Regions from separate parts of the Mus musculus genome. Here region 2 is linked to region 1. A link is a contact called in ENCODE POLR2A ChIA-PET data. All regions are on one chromosome and are shown on one strand. Each heading gives the region's core, a stretch centred on a gene start or an enhancer-like site at or near the end of the contact. The rest is flanking DNA. Distances are from core to core; before and after follow the strand shown.

Evidence for each region. ChIA-PET counts read pairs that join two places held with the same protein, here RNA polymerase II (POLR2A).
Region 2: POLR2A ChIA-PET joins it to region 1 with 52 read pairs in embryonic stem cell. The contact joins the promoter of 0610009E02Rik here to the promoter of Card9 in region 1. POLR2A ChIA-PET finds 5 or more read pairs at or near these places in 4 of 5 experiments (Patski and embryonic stem cell).

The regions. Positions count from the first base shown.
Region 1 is chr2:26,359,572-26,363,485 of GRCm38, reverse strand. It overlaps Card9 (caspase recruitment domain family, member 9), which reads left to right and starts at 2,577. Exons shown (of 13, transcript NM_001037747.3): 1 at 2,577-2,699. All of the region lies in intron 1 of Gm13562 (a long non-coding RNA gene), which reads right to left. It overlaps Snapc4 (small nuclear RNA activating complex, polypeptide 4), which reads left to right. Exons shown (of 23, transcript NM_172339.4): 23 at 466-721.
Region 2 is chr2:26,442,769-26,447,210 of GRCm38, reverse strand. 0610009E02Rik (RIKEN cDNA 0610009E02 gene) reads right to left here and starts at 1,287. Exons shown (of 3, transcript NR_152209.1): 1 at 1,011-1,287. It overlaps Sec16a (SEC16 homolog A, endoplasmic reticulum export factor), which reads left to right and starts at 1,995. Exons shown (of 30, transcript NM_153125.2): 1 at 1,995-2,136.

The DNA.
Region 1 (3,914 bases), core at 1,328-3,827:
CTTCCCTACCTGAAGGACATGTTGCCCAGTGTGCCTCTTGGCCTTGGCCCTCCTCCCCTTTGCCTGAGTTTTATCCCCTTCTTTGCTGGGGTGTCAGCTCTCAGAGCACCCTCTGGCTGCTTTCCTGAGGTGGCACTGCTGACTCAGTGCAAGTCTTGGGGTGTTCACCACTTGCAGCCCATGAGCATAATTACCTGCAGTTCCTCTGACCACAAATCCCGGGCTCTACCTTGTTGCTTTCACTGTTGGGTCCCTGGGTGCAGGTCAGCAGGTGACCAAGGACATTGATGGGACTGAGGTGGTCAGGGCATTCTAGTTGTGAAGCCACCGCCATCCGCTGAGCTGTCTGTCCCCAGTGCAGTGCCAGCTCAGTCCTTGCTGCTCAGCAGCCCCATCTGTGTGGTCTGTCCTGACGTCTGGGGCCTGGTGAGGGGCAGGCACTGTCAAGAGTATCCTGTGTTTCAGGACAAGGCGTCAAGGGGTCCAGAATCCAGCTCTCACTAGGCAAGAGGCAGGGCCCAAGCCTGCCCAGAAGCAGTACACAACCCTCAGCAAGAAGACGGGAAGCCAGAAAGCTGCAGGCTGAGGACCAAGCTGTCGGTAGCGATCTACAGGCTGTGGTGATAGCAGTGGCCACGTGATCACAGGCTACCTGTTAACAGACTTGGGGCCGTGTATGTGAGGGAATAAAGGAAATGCCTAATTTTCACTTAAAAAGCAATGTATAGCCTTTGGTGATTTTGTCTAGAGCTGGGTGCCCACCATCAACTGGGGATGTGATTGTCTGCCAGTTCTGGGAACCTCTTACACCCTTTGCTGCCCAGGCAGCCCCTGGACCCAGCACTTTACCAGAGAGCAGAGAGAATAGAGAATCAGCGTTTCTTCCCATTTCAAGAAAATGTGTTGGGATGGCTCAATGGTTAAGATCATTGACTGCTCTTCCAGAGGTCCTGAGTTCAATCACCAACATGGTAGATCATAATGGAATCTGATGCCTTCTTCTGGCACACAGTGTACATGCAGACAGAGCACCCATACCTAAATAAATCTTTAAAAAAGAAAAAAAGGGGGGGGAGATATGTCATCTAGCCTGTACCCCTAGGCGAGGTCCCCATCTGGCCTGTATCTCTCAGGGAGGTCCCCAGAACCAGCATCTACCACAGCAGCAGCTCTCACTGGATAGGAGGCTTGTGTTTGGCATGGTGCTGAGACCCCATTGGGTCTTGTCTCTCCCTTTTTAAAAAAAAAAAAAAGCGTTTTACGTATGTGAGTACACTGTCACTCCCTTCAGACAAACCAGAAGAGGGAATCGGATCCCTTCCAGATGGTTGCTGGGAATTGAACTCAGGACCTCTGGAAGAGCAGTCAGTGCTCTTAACTGCCGGTTCATCTCTCCTTTTTCTTAGTCACTATTTCCATGACACCAGACTATACATCCTGGGCCCTTGGCTCTCCAGGATTTAGTTATTTTTTGTTTGTTTGTTTTGTTTTTGTTTTTCGAGACAAGGTTTCTCTGTGTAGCCCTGGCTGTCCTGGAACTCCCTCTGTAGACCAGGCTGGCCAGGATTTAGTTTTTACATGTGTTCATCCTCTGTGGGAAGCTTGCAGCTCATAGTAAAATGGTATGACCAGCCTAGTCCTAGTGATTGTACCAGCTGTCACTCCAGCTGATGGCCGTCACACATCCAGGGACGCGTGTTTGTCATGGCTCCTTCTAACCTCTGCACTGGGTTTCTCCATTCTGGAGAACTTGGGGTTTCTTCAGCTATCTGTGCTATTGACTTCCACTTCAGTTTTATGAGCAAAAGTTTCATGTTATTAACACTTTTAAGAAGCCACCACTGTGGAGGCCTTGTGACCTCCTTCCTGGAGTGACTGCAAAGCCATGGATGGACTCCCTTGCCGTCCTGGAAACCCAGCAAGCCACAATCCCTAGCAGTGTGGCCCCCCAAGGCCAAAGAGGACTCCTGACTGCTGCTTTTGGAAGTATTTTCAAGGCCACTGTCCCCATAGGAGCAAGCAGAGGGCCAGTAAGCTACAGAAGGGGCCAGCTGGGGCTCTGCATAAGTGTCCCACCCTTCCTTCCCATACAGCACTGGAAGCTTTTGCCTCAACTCATCTTGTAGGCTAGACAGCAGCGCCTGTCTAACAGCTACACTGGCTGGGCAGGGCTAGCAGGTCCCCACGCCCACCTCAGGCTGACTCTTGAAGGGCCACCCTGAAGGAGAGGCTGTGGCACGCAATCCATAGAGGACTATAGCTGCCTACAGCTTGTAGATTTTGACCAAGCTTTGTCCCACTGCACCTACCCTGCACCACTGTCCTTAGACGGCAGATGAGGATATGAGGCAGGGCCATGTTAGAAAAGCAACTTTCAGAAGCCTGGATCCAGGAGGACCTTGGACTGCCCATCCAGTTCAGATGAGCAGGCAGGGAGGGCTCCTCTGCTCCCAGAGTACTTCTACTTCCCTCTGTTCTGTTCCTGGATGGGCCAATCAGAAGGTAGACTGTCCCCTGCGGGAGGACTGGCTGGCTTGTGGCGTCAACCAGAACACATCAATCAGGAAGTGCACAGCCTCCTTCATGGCTCCACCCTTCTCCAGTTAGGGAACCCCTCCACACTCCCAGAGACCCAGGCTCCTGGTATGTCCATAACCCAGACAGCATCTGCTGGCAGGTAGCTCTCACAAGACCCTGAGGTAAGTTCAGTACCCTTCCAGGAAGGTGGGTGGAAGCCTGTGGTGACTGCTGGGGATCCTGGAGCGCGTAAGTACCTACAGGCAGGTGGCATCCTCCATCCTCACGCCTTCATTTGATTAATCCTTGTACACTGCAGCATAGTCCTCCAGTGCTGGACCATGTGGCTGTGGGGCTGCAATGGCAGGCCATAGGCCCAAGGTTTAGAGAAATGTCTGTCCACTGGGTCAACCAGAAAGCAGCAGGAAGCCAAGAGATGCCTCTGAAGAAGAGGCCTGCCATGGCCGTGTCTCTAACTGGAGGTGCAGCTCCGCTGGGGTTAGGGACTGAGCCAGGGGCGCTCTATGGCCACCTTAACTCAGCCCTAAAATCATTGAAGCCATTCACTGAGGCTACACTTGTCCACATGAGTAACCCCCTACATACAACTGGCCTGGTTGATTCCCATCATGTGGCCAAAGGCCAGGGCTCATCTAGCGGCAGAAAAGCAAACTGGAGGGAAGCCACAGCAGATGTCTGTAGACTGTGGATGACATTGCCTGCCCTTCCAGTATACTCCAGCCTAGCAGGAAGGCAGACATGCTCCTGCGGCCAACCCTCCCAGCCCTCCCGGAATAGCACCGTGCCACAGGCTGTTGCATCACCAGCTGGCTACAACGGAAGGCCTGAAGGGCACGGGGCTGTCAGGGAAGGAGGAAGTCAGACATAGGCCTGGCCCCCTGCACAGTGAGAAAGCCTCCAGCCAACCTGACCCTCTTAGTCCCAATCTGGAGACTGGCCAGCAAGGGTCCATGCCACCCAAGAAGGTACTATGTAGGATGGCCACTAGAGGCAAAAGCTCCTACCTCCAGGGCATGCCAGAGCACTTTTGGGTAGGGGCAGAAGCTAGAGCAGGGCTGTTGTACAAAGAGTATTCTCTTAGACCCCAACCGGTCACTTCCCTACATATCCATATGAGAAAGCCTGAGATGACAGGGGCCGGGCAGCTGCTTGGGGGTGCTCAGTTTGACAGGTGGTCTGAGGTGGCTTGTCTATGGACCTCTGCTTCCCCTCAGAAACTGTCCATGAGGCTGAGGAGATAGGGCTGAGCCCTGAAATTTCCCTAGAACGGATCCCTTCTGACCCTGCCCAAAGCCCTGCCCTGACACTCAGGCCTGGGTCCTATCCTAGGCTGACAGGGAACAGAAGGTGGGCACTTCCTCAGCTGCTCTCCCCAA
Region 2 (4,442 bases), core at 38-2,537, 85 kb before region 1:
CTGGGAGAGGCTGACTGGGTAGCACTACAAAGAATACATGGTTACCAAGTGCTGGTCACAGTGTCAGAAGCCACAGGGAGTTCTGACACAGCCTTCATGCATGGGAGTCCTGTGTGCTCTGTAGTGCAGCCTAGGCTATAACAGCTTTGTACCAGATGCTGACTACATAGGACTCCAGGGAACTGGGGATGATGTGCCCAACTTCCAAATAAACGAAGAGTCCCCAGGCAAAGTGGAGGTACCCATGTAATGGTGGGGGCACCCATAAACTCAGGAGTCACCATTTGCCCTGCCTGCCTCAGGCAGTCCCAGTTTGTGCCCATTGCCTTTGCATATGCATTAAAGTACGCCATTCAAGTCCTCAAACTACCCAGTGGCTCTCCTGATGCCCAGAGAGGTTTCAGTCAACAGAGCAGGGCATATGGGCACAGACTGGGCCTAAAACCGGAGTCTGTCACTCAGAGGCCAGGTTAGCTTGGCTGCATGATGCCAGCCAGTCTATAGCAGGCATCGAGTCCTGTCCCTACCTTAGGATGGAGTCAGAGATGGGAGCCAGCACAGCTGTCCCTTTAACATCTCTACCCTTGGGGGCCTGAGAGTGGAGACCTTGCATTTTATTATTTATTTATTTGTTTGTTTATTTATTTAGACGAGGCCTTGCTATTATTTAGCTCTAGCCATCCTAGGGTTGGGGTTGCTGCTTCTTTTTAGGGACTTAAAGTTGAGTCTACCATGTGTTCAGAAAGAGTTTGGAAACCTGGCTCTCTAAAGATAAATGTTAGCTTTACAGAGTGACCCACAGTGCCACGTCAGAGGACATGAAGCTGGCCCTCAGTTCTCCCGGCTATGCTTGCGTGTCTGAGCGCTGGCCAGCTCCACCACACTCCCTCCTTCCCTGCCTCTGGGTTCGCCACTGACCAGGCGGCTTCGCAGGGGCACCGCCTTCTCACGCTCTCTGGAGTACAGGTGAGGGAGCCAGGCCTGGTCACTTCCCCGATGACAGCACCCACCTTTTCCGGAGAGCCTCTGCTCCGACAGACAGACCTGCTGACATCCCTGGTCTAAGTCCAGCGTTCCGCCGTGGGCTTTAGGCCGCGCCCTGCCGGGAGGAGTCGCAATGGAGTTTGAAGGACTTGGCCTCCAGGCTCTGGCTTCTCTCCTCTAGCAAAGGTTGGAGGGGAATGGGGGTGGTGGTGGTGAGAGTTCCTACTAGCACCAGGAAAGGCATTTGCTTAATCACGCGAACTGCGCCGGGCAGGCTCCAGCAAAGAGCCGTAGCCAAGCAACGGGTACAGCTCCGCGCACGCGCCTGTCCAGCCCGCAGAAGTCGACCGCCTAGCTACTCGAGCAGGGTGGCGCACGCGTAGTCGCCCCCGCCGGCAACCAAGAGAACCCAACGGAAAAATGGGGAGGGGGCAAGCGAGAGGGCCCGCTGGGGCTCTGGACTCAGCGGAACTTCTGGCTTTGGTTTTTCAAGACTGATTCTCCCCGGGGATCTGGATTGAAGAATCCTGTCCAGTCAAATCCTAGAACAGGAAGACTGTAGGACAGAACCAGCGTAACCAGGGCGACGTGAAGAGGCGGGGCCCGCGCTCCTGGCTCCGCAAGTGGGTGAGGGCGGGGCCACGGGGGTGGAGCTGTAAGTGACTGACGCAAGAGGGGCGGGCCTATGGGTGGGACGAAGAGATGAGGCGGCAAAAGACTGGAGACGAACGAAAGGCGGAGTCAAAAGGGACACTACGAAAGGCTCTTAAGGGGAATGGGCGGGGCAGCTCCTGGGGGGCGGAACAAAAGGATGAAGCAGTGCAAAACTGGACGGGAGAGGGGGCGGAGCCCAAGGGGGCGTGGTATGATTGACGCGCCGAAGACGTGTACGGAGCGCGGCCAAGAGGGCCGGGCAGGGGGGGCGGGGCAATGGGTGAAGCAGCGAAAGACTGGAAGAAGCAAGAGGAGGGGCAATTAAGGGGCGGGGCGCGCTGACGTCTCCTTCGGACACGTCGGCGGCGGCACCTGGAGCCGGATGTGCCAAGATGGCTGCGGCTGCTGCTGGGAACGCGCTAGTTCCCCCTACTGCCGCCGCCGTCGCCGGCTGGGTTTCAGTTCGCGGCGCCTGAGAAGCCAACCACAGCTCACAGGGTGAGGGCTGAGTGTATGGAGCACGGTGGAGGCCCGAGGGTGGGCGAGGCTGCGGAGGCCAAGCAGGCTCAGTGAGCATCGGGCCTAGCCCGGAGTGGCGAGCGCATTTAAAGAGACACAGTCAGGCCTGGGGAGAACGACAGTACCGGGCCGCCTGGTGCTGAGACACCGGACAGGTTACGGGCCGTGTCGCCTTGGTGGGTTGTCTAAGGGGCTCGTGGTTTCCCAGACCTGACGGGAGACAGATACCTGGTCAGGGCTTCGGGAACTGGTTGGCCGCTGGGGAAGGTGTGTTAACATGGCCAGACTGTGACACCTCCGAGGAAGCCCGCAACTCATTTAAAACGAAGAAAGTGCAGGAAATTGCCAAGCTTGACTTTTGCTGGGTTCTGAAGATATTTGATTCTCGTTGGCTCGAAGACTTCCTCAGAAGTTGATGATCATGGGACACATTTTCATTTGAAACAGGGAGTAGCAGCGTTTATTTGTAATCTCTTGGCCGGCGGAGCAGGATGTCGCAAGGGAGGTCGTGATTTGTTTTTTACCAAGGTGTAGAAAAATGTCGGCTTGGCTGTGGAGCGTCCTGTAGATAACTCTGGCTGTTGTGCTTACACAGGTTTTTAAATGGCATGTAGGATGGTCGCGCACTGAAGGAAAGATTTCCTTTCAAAAGTGTTGACTAGAGGCGTTTTCCATTCTGAGTTTGGCAGTAAGAAACAGCAGACTCACAGATTACTGTTCCTTCAGGTCCTTTTGCAAGGTGCAGCACAGTGCAGCTTCCTTACACGTTGTCCACGTTCCCTTCCTAGGGTTTCAGTGCTCATGTCTTGCAGATTTTGGTATCCCGTCTTGCTTTTATAAGCAAACATGAATGTCCATGTTTCCTGTGTGTCTTCCTCACATAGTGTATAGCTTTTTCTCTTCTGCAAATGCCTTCTTCAACATTTAAAGGGTTCCGGCTCAGATTTTGACTTAGAAGGGAGGTGTTTATCTTGTCTGTCTGATAAGAGTATCACAGACAGTCACCATGGGGGAGATTGTTGGCGAGTGGAGCTCACTAATGTTCTTGGGTTCCCCTGTGTTCTACAGTTTACAGCTGTTAAGGCTGGCAGTGAAAGGATCAGGGGATGTTTAAAATACCTCAGTCACATAGAGTCATACTTAAAATGTCTTGTGTAAGTATGTATAGAGATGTGAGGTAGTTGAGCTACAGAGCTGGGTTCATGAATAATGCATCTGAGATCAGTAGGTCTCACTGAAACAGGTGCTTTTTTGAAAAGTAGATAACTGGCTGAACAGAATAAAAGTGTCTATAATCCTGAGATAAGTAGTAGGCAGTTCATTATCTTTCTGTTGGTAAGTAAAGACGATTAAAAGAATAATGTTCAAGTTGCAAGATTATTTCACCTGAAACAGGCATATTGTGGAAAAGGTCTCTGTATAGGAGCTGTAGGTCTTTGTAGGGGATAGTGTTAGCTCATAAAACACCCATTAAAGTTGAGAAAATAATTTCAAATTTCTGCAAACAAAATAGTTAAGTATAAATTTAGGCAATTTGGATTCTCGTAGGCAGCATTAGGGATCGGGCCCTTGAAAGAATATATGGCCAAAATCTTAATAGTGAATTCAGAAGACACTTGAGCGTGAAAAGATCTTGTTCTCTCATCTTGTGAACTAGCTGCAGAGAGGTAGTTGCCCTTAGCTGCTCAATGGATACCCAGCCTATTGACACTTGATGCATCAGCCGTGTGTTGTTTATTATATTTTAGTTTAGTTTTTGCTTGATTGTTTGTTTGTTTTTATTTGTGTGATGTGTTAAGATGATGGACAGCCTCAGCTGCTTTTTATGCCAGCCAGGTTTCAGGAGGAACTTAAAAGTCTGTGTTTTCGGGCCAGGTCCAGATCCATGTTATTGTGTCTATGGCTGCTCAGCAGCTGGTCAGATAAATAGGGGTGGCAACTCTTCTTCCACTTTTGGTTCAGGTGAAGTGAAGCAGCAATGGTCTTTATTATGTAAAATGGCAAGTTAGAGCCTAATGAATTCCTGGCATTGCTTCTAATTGAAGTTCCATTGTAGTCTTTAGTCAGGTGCTAGTCAGTTGATAGGATCCTCTGTTGACAGAGGAAGGAGTATATGTGGGCAATAATGGAACTGAGCTAATAGATTAATAGAACTAACATTTAGGTAGGGATTAGAGACCTTTTGTAAATTGCTTTATTTAAAATACATATATCAATTGTTTGGTTTTAAATCTGATTATCAAAAAGATATCCAAGAACAAAGTATACATCTGTGAATTAAACTG